2 separate regions of the Homo sapiens genome follow, and region 2 is linked to region 1. The links are chromatin contacts, found by Hi-C or POLR2A ChIA-PET in ENCODE. All regions are on one chromosome and are shown on one strand. The core of a region is the stretch at or near the end of the contact, and the rest is flanking DNA. Distances in the headings are between cores, read along the strand shown.

The links. A loop is a pair of places that touch in the nucleus more often than their neighbours do. ChIA-PET counts read pairs that join two places held with the same protein, here RNA polymerase II (POLR2A). Pooled maps may share reads with other maps.
Region 2: a pooled map shows a loop between it and region 1 (3-fold over the local background). The contact joins the promoter of WDR74 here to the enhancer-like site in region 1. A Hi-C loop is called at or near these places in 2 of 50 pooled maps. POLR2A ChIA-PET finds 5 or more read pairs at or near these places in 7 of 52 experiments (H1, HEK293, SK-N-SH and 3 more).

The regions. Positions count from the first base shown.
Region 1 is chr11:63,021,398-63,025,136 of GRCh38, forward strand. No RefSeq gene overlaps it. Among named protein-coding and RNA genes, the nearest start is that of SLC22A8, 7.4 kb to the left of the region's middle. Within about 2 kb of position 1,959, at least 3 of the 41 ENCODE cell types and tissues checked have a DNase peak (open chromatin) inside an H3K27ac peak, as active enhancers do.
Region 2 is chr11:62,837,617-62,841,355 of GRCh38, forward strand. WDR74 (WD repeat domain 74) reads right to left here and starts at 1,974. Exons shown (of 11, transcript NM_001369450.1): 1 at 1,891-1,974; 2 at 1,706-1,812; 3 at 1,498-1,619. The coding sequence starts at 1,954. RefSeq lists enhancers at 1,398-1,527, 1,638-1,757, 1,818-2,157, 2,228-2,367, 2,998-3,167 and 1 more and a silencer at 3,298-3,347.

The sequences.
Region 1 (3,739 bases), core at 709-3,208:
TTCCTTGCAGACGAAGGTAGGATCTCCTCTGATTCGTCCTCACAGTTCCTCCTTGCTGGCCTTCAGGAGTTTATTCACCGAGCAAACATCCAGCACCTGCTCTGGGCTAGGCCTTGTGCAGAAATGGATTTTGAAGATGGGAGGAAATGGAGAAGACTCAGAGCATTGCTTTGGAGAATGAAGGAAGAATGGAGGGGACAGGTGTCAGGCTCCCTGGGACACCTTACCACCACTTCCCAATTGGGATCTCCTATCTGAGCTGTGAGGTCTCCTCCCTGTTATGCCATCCATGCTTTGGGTGGAGAGCCTCGTTCCCACTCAGCATCTCTTTTCTCATTGTTTCCAAGGCTGGGTCTTTCTTGGCTCCTCAAATCACACCTCCTCCGAGAGGCTTTCCTGGACCATGCTAGCTAGAGCAGCTTTCTCTATACCAACCGTACACTCTTTATAGCACTCATCACTGTCTGAAATGATACACTTGCTTATTATCTATCTGCCTTCTCCCCACTCAACTATAAGGCCACAAAGGCAGGGCCTTCCTGAAGGATGTATTGGCTGCTCTCTGAACCCTTGGCAGGAGTTTGTGAGTTTATATTCCCCAGATGCTCTTCAGGCACAAAAAGCTAGACTAGAGGTTTTCAACAATGTCCAAAGGGTCTTTAAAACTCTGGAGTCACCGCCATCATCGGTAGTCCTTTTATCTCCACTGGTGTGTCCATGGCAGGGCCCTGCTTTCTGCTGTCCTTTGGGGCCCTGGAAATCCCAGATCTGTTTTCAGGAAACATTCTTAGCAGAGGTAGTGCTCTGTCCCAGACCACACTTGCTGGGCCTGTTTTCTCGCCTGCAAAAATGGGCAGAATGATAACTGTTGCAAGCTCATAGGGGTGTGAGGAGGGGAGTGCACGTCGTCCTGTGAGGTGGTAACCCCAAATTCTGTCATGAAGCATGGTGTCCCCTGGGTCCTGGCTGGGAGCTCGGAGCCCATTTTATACCTACCCCCAAGTAGTGCATGTATTCTGCCTGCCTTATTTCCTGCCCACAGCCCTTGCACAGGCCTGCTCTGCAGTTGGTCTCCCTCAGCATGGCAGAAGAGCTTAATGATAAAGATGGGCTGAGCTTCCAGGAGCAGACGGCATGGGACAGAAGTCACAGATGCAAGGGAAGATACTCAGAGCCTGTGAAATCCCCTCAACTGCTCCCCTCCCCCACCAACCTTGTCCTTGGACTTGCATGTCCCTCCTCGGGAGGGGGATTGGCAGATGAAACTTTATCATGATGAAGGCAAGGGCCAGTCACAGCTGAGCTCCTGCATGTAGAGGACTCGGCAGCAGGGACCAGTCTGATGATAAAAATGACAGCAACCGTATACATAGCTGCTTGTCAGGGGAGGGAACCTGGTGCTGGGGGTGAGGGCAGGAGTTCACTGTTGCGTGCATTCGTATCTGCCAACCCAACAGTGTTCAGAATCATAGATGGCTGTTTATCTTGGGCAGGGGGGCACTGGTGGCCCACCCCAGAGCTCTGATCTCATCTTAGCTTCATCAGTGCTGTTGATGAAATTCAGAGAAGTAAAGTTTATCAGGTTTTCAGAGAACCCAAAGCTGGGATACAAGGTGTCTAAGTAGGAGAACAGAATCAAGATCCAAAGCAGTTGGAAGGTTGAATACTGGGCCTGCTTCCTTCTGGCAATGTAATTTCAGACAAGTCTCATAAAGTTTTTGAGCCCTGGTTTTCCCATCTGCAAAATGGGGACAATGCCACCGACACTGCAGTGCTGTAAGGGTTAAGAAGACAGCCTACATAGAGCACCCAGCAGAGGCTGTATGCCTGGCACACAGTAGCCCCTCACTCACTAGTGGCTACGGCTGTGATGAATACCAATGTGAGCTCCTTAGGCCAGGAGCCTTGTCTTTCGTTCCTGTATTCCTGGTGCCTGGTATGGCGTGGGCACTGAACAAATGTTTGTCAGATGAATGAACAAGATGAATTTGACAGGGATAAATGTCAGTTCCTGGACTCGCATCCAAAGACCCAGCTGCACAAGGATGCAGTGGGGGAGAAATGGCTTAGCAACAGCACATGTGAGAAAAGCCGAGGGATTGAAACTGACAGAAATTCAGTCAACATGAGGTGGCTGCCAAAACCAGCCAGGGCAAACTTGGGTAGCATTATTAGAGGCTGGGTGCTCAGAAGAGGGAGGCCACGGTGGTCAGACCAGCCTCAAGAGCCACAGACCCTTGTACGTTTCGCCTGTAGGGAGGCTGGCCAACCAGATGAGGTGGGGAAGAGTCCTAAAGACCACATATCATGAGATGCGGCTGAAGAAACCAGGGCGCTGAGCTTGGAGAAGAGAATCACAAGGCACGTGGTGGCATTCAGATCTTGCCTCTTCCACTTGCTCTGGACAATCAACAGCTCCAAGTCCCAGTTTCCTCATCCGTAAAATGTGCAAGCCACAGGTTGGAGGTCACGCCGCTGCTGGAGAAGGGCAGAAATGGGAACCCGAGCCTTACTGGACCGGCCCCCCTCCGCCTCCCTCCTGAGCTCTTCAGCACGGAGGTTGTTCACGCTGAGGACAGCTGTCAGGGAAACTGTGGGTGGCCAGAGGCCTCTGTTTCCATTTTAGGGGTTGGACCAGGATCACAGGGGCAGCTCCTTCCAGCCCTAACCCTTCCTTCTCCTTTCTTCCACTTGTGGCCGATTCTATAGTCTGGGTGCTTTCCTGGCGGCCAGCTTCCCTCTATTTGCATGGTTTCTGCGTGTAAGATTTTGTGTGCAAAAGGCTGCATCTGTTCCTCTTCTTCCCAGAAACCGCCCGGTGCCTGCAGTGCGCCCGCCTGGTGTTCCCTCTGCTCCCTCTGGTGGCTATAGCGGGTACTGCACAGGGCTCAACAGAGCCAACCAGAATAGCGTTGGAATCAGACATCTTGGTAAAAGTCCCGGCCCTCCATCAACAGATGAATGGATAAGCATAATGTGGTATAACATACAATGGAATATTATTCAGTCTTAAAATGGAAGGAAACGATGACAACTGGATGAGTCTCAAAAACATTAAGTGAAAATAAGTTGGCACAGAAGGACAAATATTTTATGATTCCATTTATAGGAGGTATATAGAACAGGTAGATTCAGAGACACAAAGTAGAACAGAAGTTACCAGGGGCTCACAGAGGGGGAAAAGGGGAGTTATGGTTTAATGGGTACTGAGTTTCTATTCGAGATAATGAAAAATTTCTGGAAATGGATAATAGTCATGGTCACACAACATCGTGAATATACTTAATGCCACTTATTGTACCCTTAAAAATTGTTAAAATGGTAAATTTTGTGTTGTATATATTTCATTACAATAAAAAGTAATACAATATTCATAACACAAAATTTACCATTTTAAGCATCTTGCTACCTAAGGGCTGCATGAGCTTCATCAAGTCACTTAGCTTCTCTGGGCCTCTGCTTCCTCATCTGTAAAGTGGGGAGAGCAATACTGCTTACCTCACTGCTACCACCCTGGTCCAAGCCACCATACTTTCTCACCTGGAGGATTGCAAACTGCCTCCTTGATGGTCTCCTGGCTTCACTTTGGCCCTTCCCAACAAGTCTTTTTCTACTAAGCAGCCATAACATCTAGAAAACTAGGTTAGATCAGTCACGCTCCTGCTTAAAATTCTCCCCACACTCCTCTTTTTGACCAACAGGATCTGGTCTGTGATCACCTCTCCTGCCTCAGTACTTT
Region 2 (3,739 bases), core at 724-3,223, 180 kb before region 1:
GCAGTACCCTCTTTCTAGAATACCCTTATCCCCTTCTCCACCAGTCAAAATTCTACCCATCCCTCAAGAACCAGTTCAGACATCCAGTCCCCCCCACAGGCTTTCCAGACCTCACCTGTCAGAATTACCACCACCAAACCTATGCAGCCTGCTTCACAGCCCTCTTTCATCATCTTTGGAAGAAAGCAAGGCCAGTCATCCAACCACTTAGCACCTTCCTAATCTTTGCTTTCAGAGCTACATCACCTTGTTGGTGGTTGAGCTCAAGTTGAGCCCAGGAGTTTGAGACTGGCCTGGGCACACAGTGAGACCCCATCTCTATAAAAAACTTAAAAATTTAGCTGGGCAGGGTGACACCTGCCTGTGGTCCCAGGTACTCAGGAGGTTGAGGCGGGAGGATCGTTTGACCCCGGGAGGTTGAGGCTGTAGTGAGCCATGAATGCACCACTGCACTCAAGCCTAGGTGACACAGTGAGGCTCTGTCTCAAAAAATATAAATGAATTAATAATGAATTAATGAATGCATGCTTAAAACTTTTTTTGTTGTTTTTTTTGAGATGGAGTCTTGCTCTGTTTCACAGACTGGAGTGCACTGGTGCGATCTCTGCTCACTGCAACCTCTGCGGGACGGATTCAAGCGATTCTCCAGCCTCGGCCTCCCAAGTAGCTGGGATTACAGGCATGAGCCACCACACCCGGATAATTTTTGTATTTTTTTAGTAGAGAAGGGGTTTTACCGTGCTGGCCAGGCTGGTCTTGAACTCCTGACCTCAAGTGATCCACCTATCTCGGCCTTCCAAAGTGCTGGGATGACAGGCATGAGCCACCACACCCAGCCTTGCTTAAAACTATTAAATGACAAGCAGGCACAGTGGCTCACGCCTGTAATCCCAGCACTTTGGGAGTCCGAGGCAGGTGGATCACCTGAGGTCAGGAGTTCGAGACCAGCCTAGCCAATACGGTGAAACCCCGTCTCTACTAAAGATACAAAAATAGCCGCGCGTGGTGGCAGACGCCTGTAATCCCAGGTACTTGGGAGGCTGAGGCAGGAGTATCGCTTGAACCCGGGAGGCGGAGGTTGCAGTGAGCCGAGATCGCGCCACTGCACTCCAGCCTGGGCAACAAGAGCGAAAACTCCGTCTCCAAAAAAAAAAAAAACAAAAAACAAACACACACACACACAAAACTATTAAATGACTTGCCCATGGTTACTTAGAGGATTATAATGGAGTCAGGTGAAAAACCTTAGAGGATGAGAACTTTTTGAAGGCAGAAATTTTACCGGCAGCCCCTGTACTTCTCCCAGTGCCTGGAATTCAGTAGGTGTTCAATAAATGTGTGTTACAGGTATGAACTACATAAGGCAGAAACCCAGGTCCCTGTCACCCATTCAAAGCCGTGTCACTAAGAGTTTGCCTGTCGCCATCATTCCAGTATCCTCAGGGAGCATCAACGCTCTCCCTTCGGCCCTGAGTTTAGCGAGGGGATTGGTCTTACCCGTCGGCCTGGGCGAGGCCACGGAACATGCCCTCCCCGCCCGGGCAGTGTCTCTGACCCTGGAATATGCCATCCTCGGTGCTGAAGTGCTTCACCGTCCTGTCCGCGCAGCCCACCAGCATCTGCGGCAAAGAAGGGCAAGATGGCGAGGAGAGCGAGGCTGCTGCGCCCCAGGCCCCCAGCTCCGGCCCGACCAGGGGCCACTCACCTGGGTCTCGCCGCCGGTGCCCCAACACAGGGCGCTCACTGCCTCCTCGCGCCGCGGCTGTCCTCCGGCCGTGAAGTTCGCCGCCTGTTTTCGCTGAAGATTTACCCCTGAGAGACGAAGGCGTCAGTCACGCCAGGGGCGCGAGTGCACCCCTGCACTTCCCGACGCCCGAGCCTGCCACCCACCTTTCAAGATCCCAGTCTCGGTGCCGACCCACACATGGTTCCAGCGTGCAGCAGCAGCCGCCATGACAAAGCCTGGAGGCAGACAGTTCACACTTCCGGCGCAGCGTGTGCGTCACCAGCGGGCGTCGAGTCCGATGCAGCGCAGTGTAGTTGCTGGAAGTTTGAAGAGCCGAAACAGTAAAGCTTCCATGCTTGTTTTGCTTTACGAAAATGAAACCAGGAGGTGCTTGTTTATGTAGATCGGAAGAATACATTGATCATTTTGCACTTGGGGGTGAAAAGCACCTTTCCTGGACTGCGTGGCCGGATCAAGCCAGCCCTAGTCTGTCTCCCGGCTCCATTATGTAATATGTGTTCTGGACTGTTAGACAAGAAACAACAAACGATTTAAGAAACGATTTAAGAAACACTTTAGAAACGATTCAAATCATTAATGATGTGTGGGGCTTCGTTCTGGAATATAAGTCACGAAAGAAAGATGGGAAAAGGAAACCGACGATTTTTTTTTTCTTTTGAGAGAACTTCGCCCTTGTTGCCCAGGCTGGAGTGCAATGGCGCGATCTCCTCTCACCTCAACCTCCGCCTCCCGGGTTCAAGCGATTCTTCTGCCTCAGCCTCCCAAGTAGCTGGGATTACAGCTGGTATTACTAAACCACCGCGCCCGGCCTCGTTTACTCTTCAAGAGGCGGACAGCGAGGCGCGGTGGCTCACGCCTGTAATCCCAGCACTTTGGGAGGCCGAGGCGGGCGGATCATGAGGTCAGGAGATCGAGACCATCTTGGCTAACACGGTGAATCCCCGTCTCTACTAAACATACAAAAACAAAACTAGCCGGGCGTGGTGGCGGGCGCCTGTAGTCCCAGCTACTCCGGAGGCTGAGGCAGGAGAATGGCGTGAACCCGGGAGGAGGAGCTTGCAGTGAGCCGAGATTGCGCCACTGCACTCCAGCCTGGGCGTCAGAGACTCCGTCTCAAAAAAAAAAAACAAAAACAACTAAAAGTACTCTGTGCTATGCTACATGAGAAACGCAGAGAAAGTCATCGCTCAGTAGAAATACAGTAATAGCGCATGCGTAAATAGGAGAGGGAAGTCGCTACTTTACCTAGAGATTAACACAGAAAAGCAACAAATTACCAGTTTACAAGTAAACCCTTTATCTAACGCGAAGATTTATTTATTTTTTGAGATGGAATCTTGCTCTGTCTCTCAGGCTAGAGCGCCCGCCACCAGGCCTGATTCACTTTTCTTTTGGTTTTTTAGTGAAGACGGGATTTTTCACACCATGTTAGTCAGGCTGGAATTACCCAATCCGCCCGCCCCAACCTCCCGAAGTGCTAGGATTTCACGCTTGAAACCCCGAGCGCGACCTAGGTTTAACACATCAAACGCGAAACCAGGCCGGGCGCGGTGGCTCACGCCTGTAATCCCACCACTTTGGGAGGCCGAGGCGGGCGGATCACGAGCTCAGGAGATCGAGACCATCCTGGTTAACACGTTGTGAAACCCTGTCTCCACTAAAAATACAAAACAGGCCGGGCGCGGTGGCTCACGCCTGTATTCCCAGCACTTTGGGAGGCTGAAGCGGGCGGATCACAAGGTCAAGAGATGGAGACCACCCTGGCCAACATGGTGAAACCCCGTCTCTATTAAAAGTATAAAAATTCGCTGGGCGTGGTGGCGGGCGCCTGTAGTCCCAGCCACTCGGGAGGCTGATGCAGGAGAATCGCATGAACCCGGGAGGCGGATGTTGCAGTGAGCTGAGATCATGCCATTGCACTCTAGCCTGGGCGACAGAGCAAGACGACGTCTCAAAAAAAATAAATAAGAAATAAAAATGGAAAACATTAGC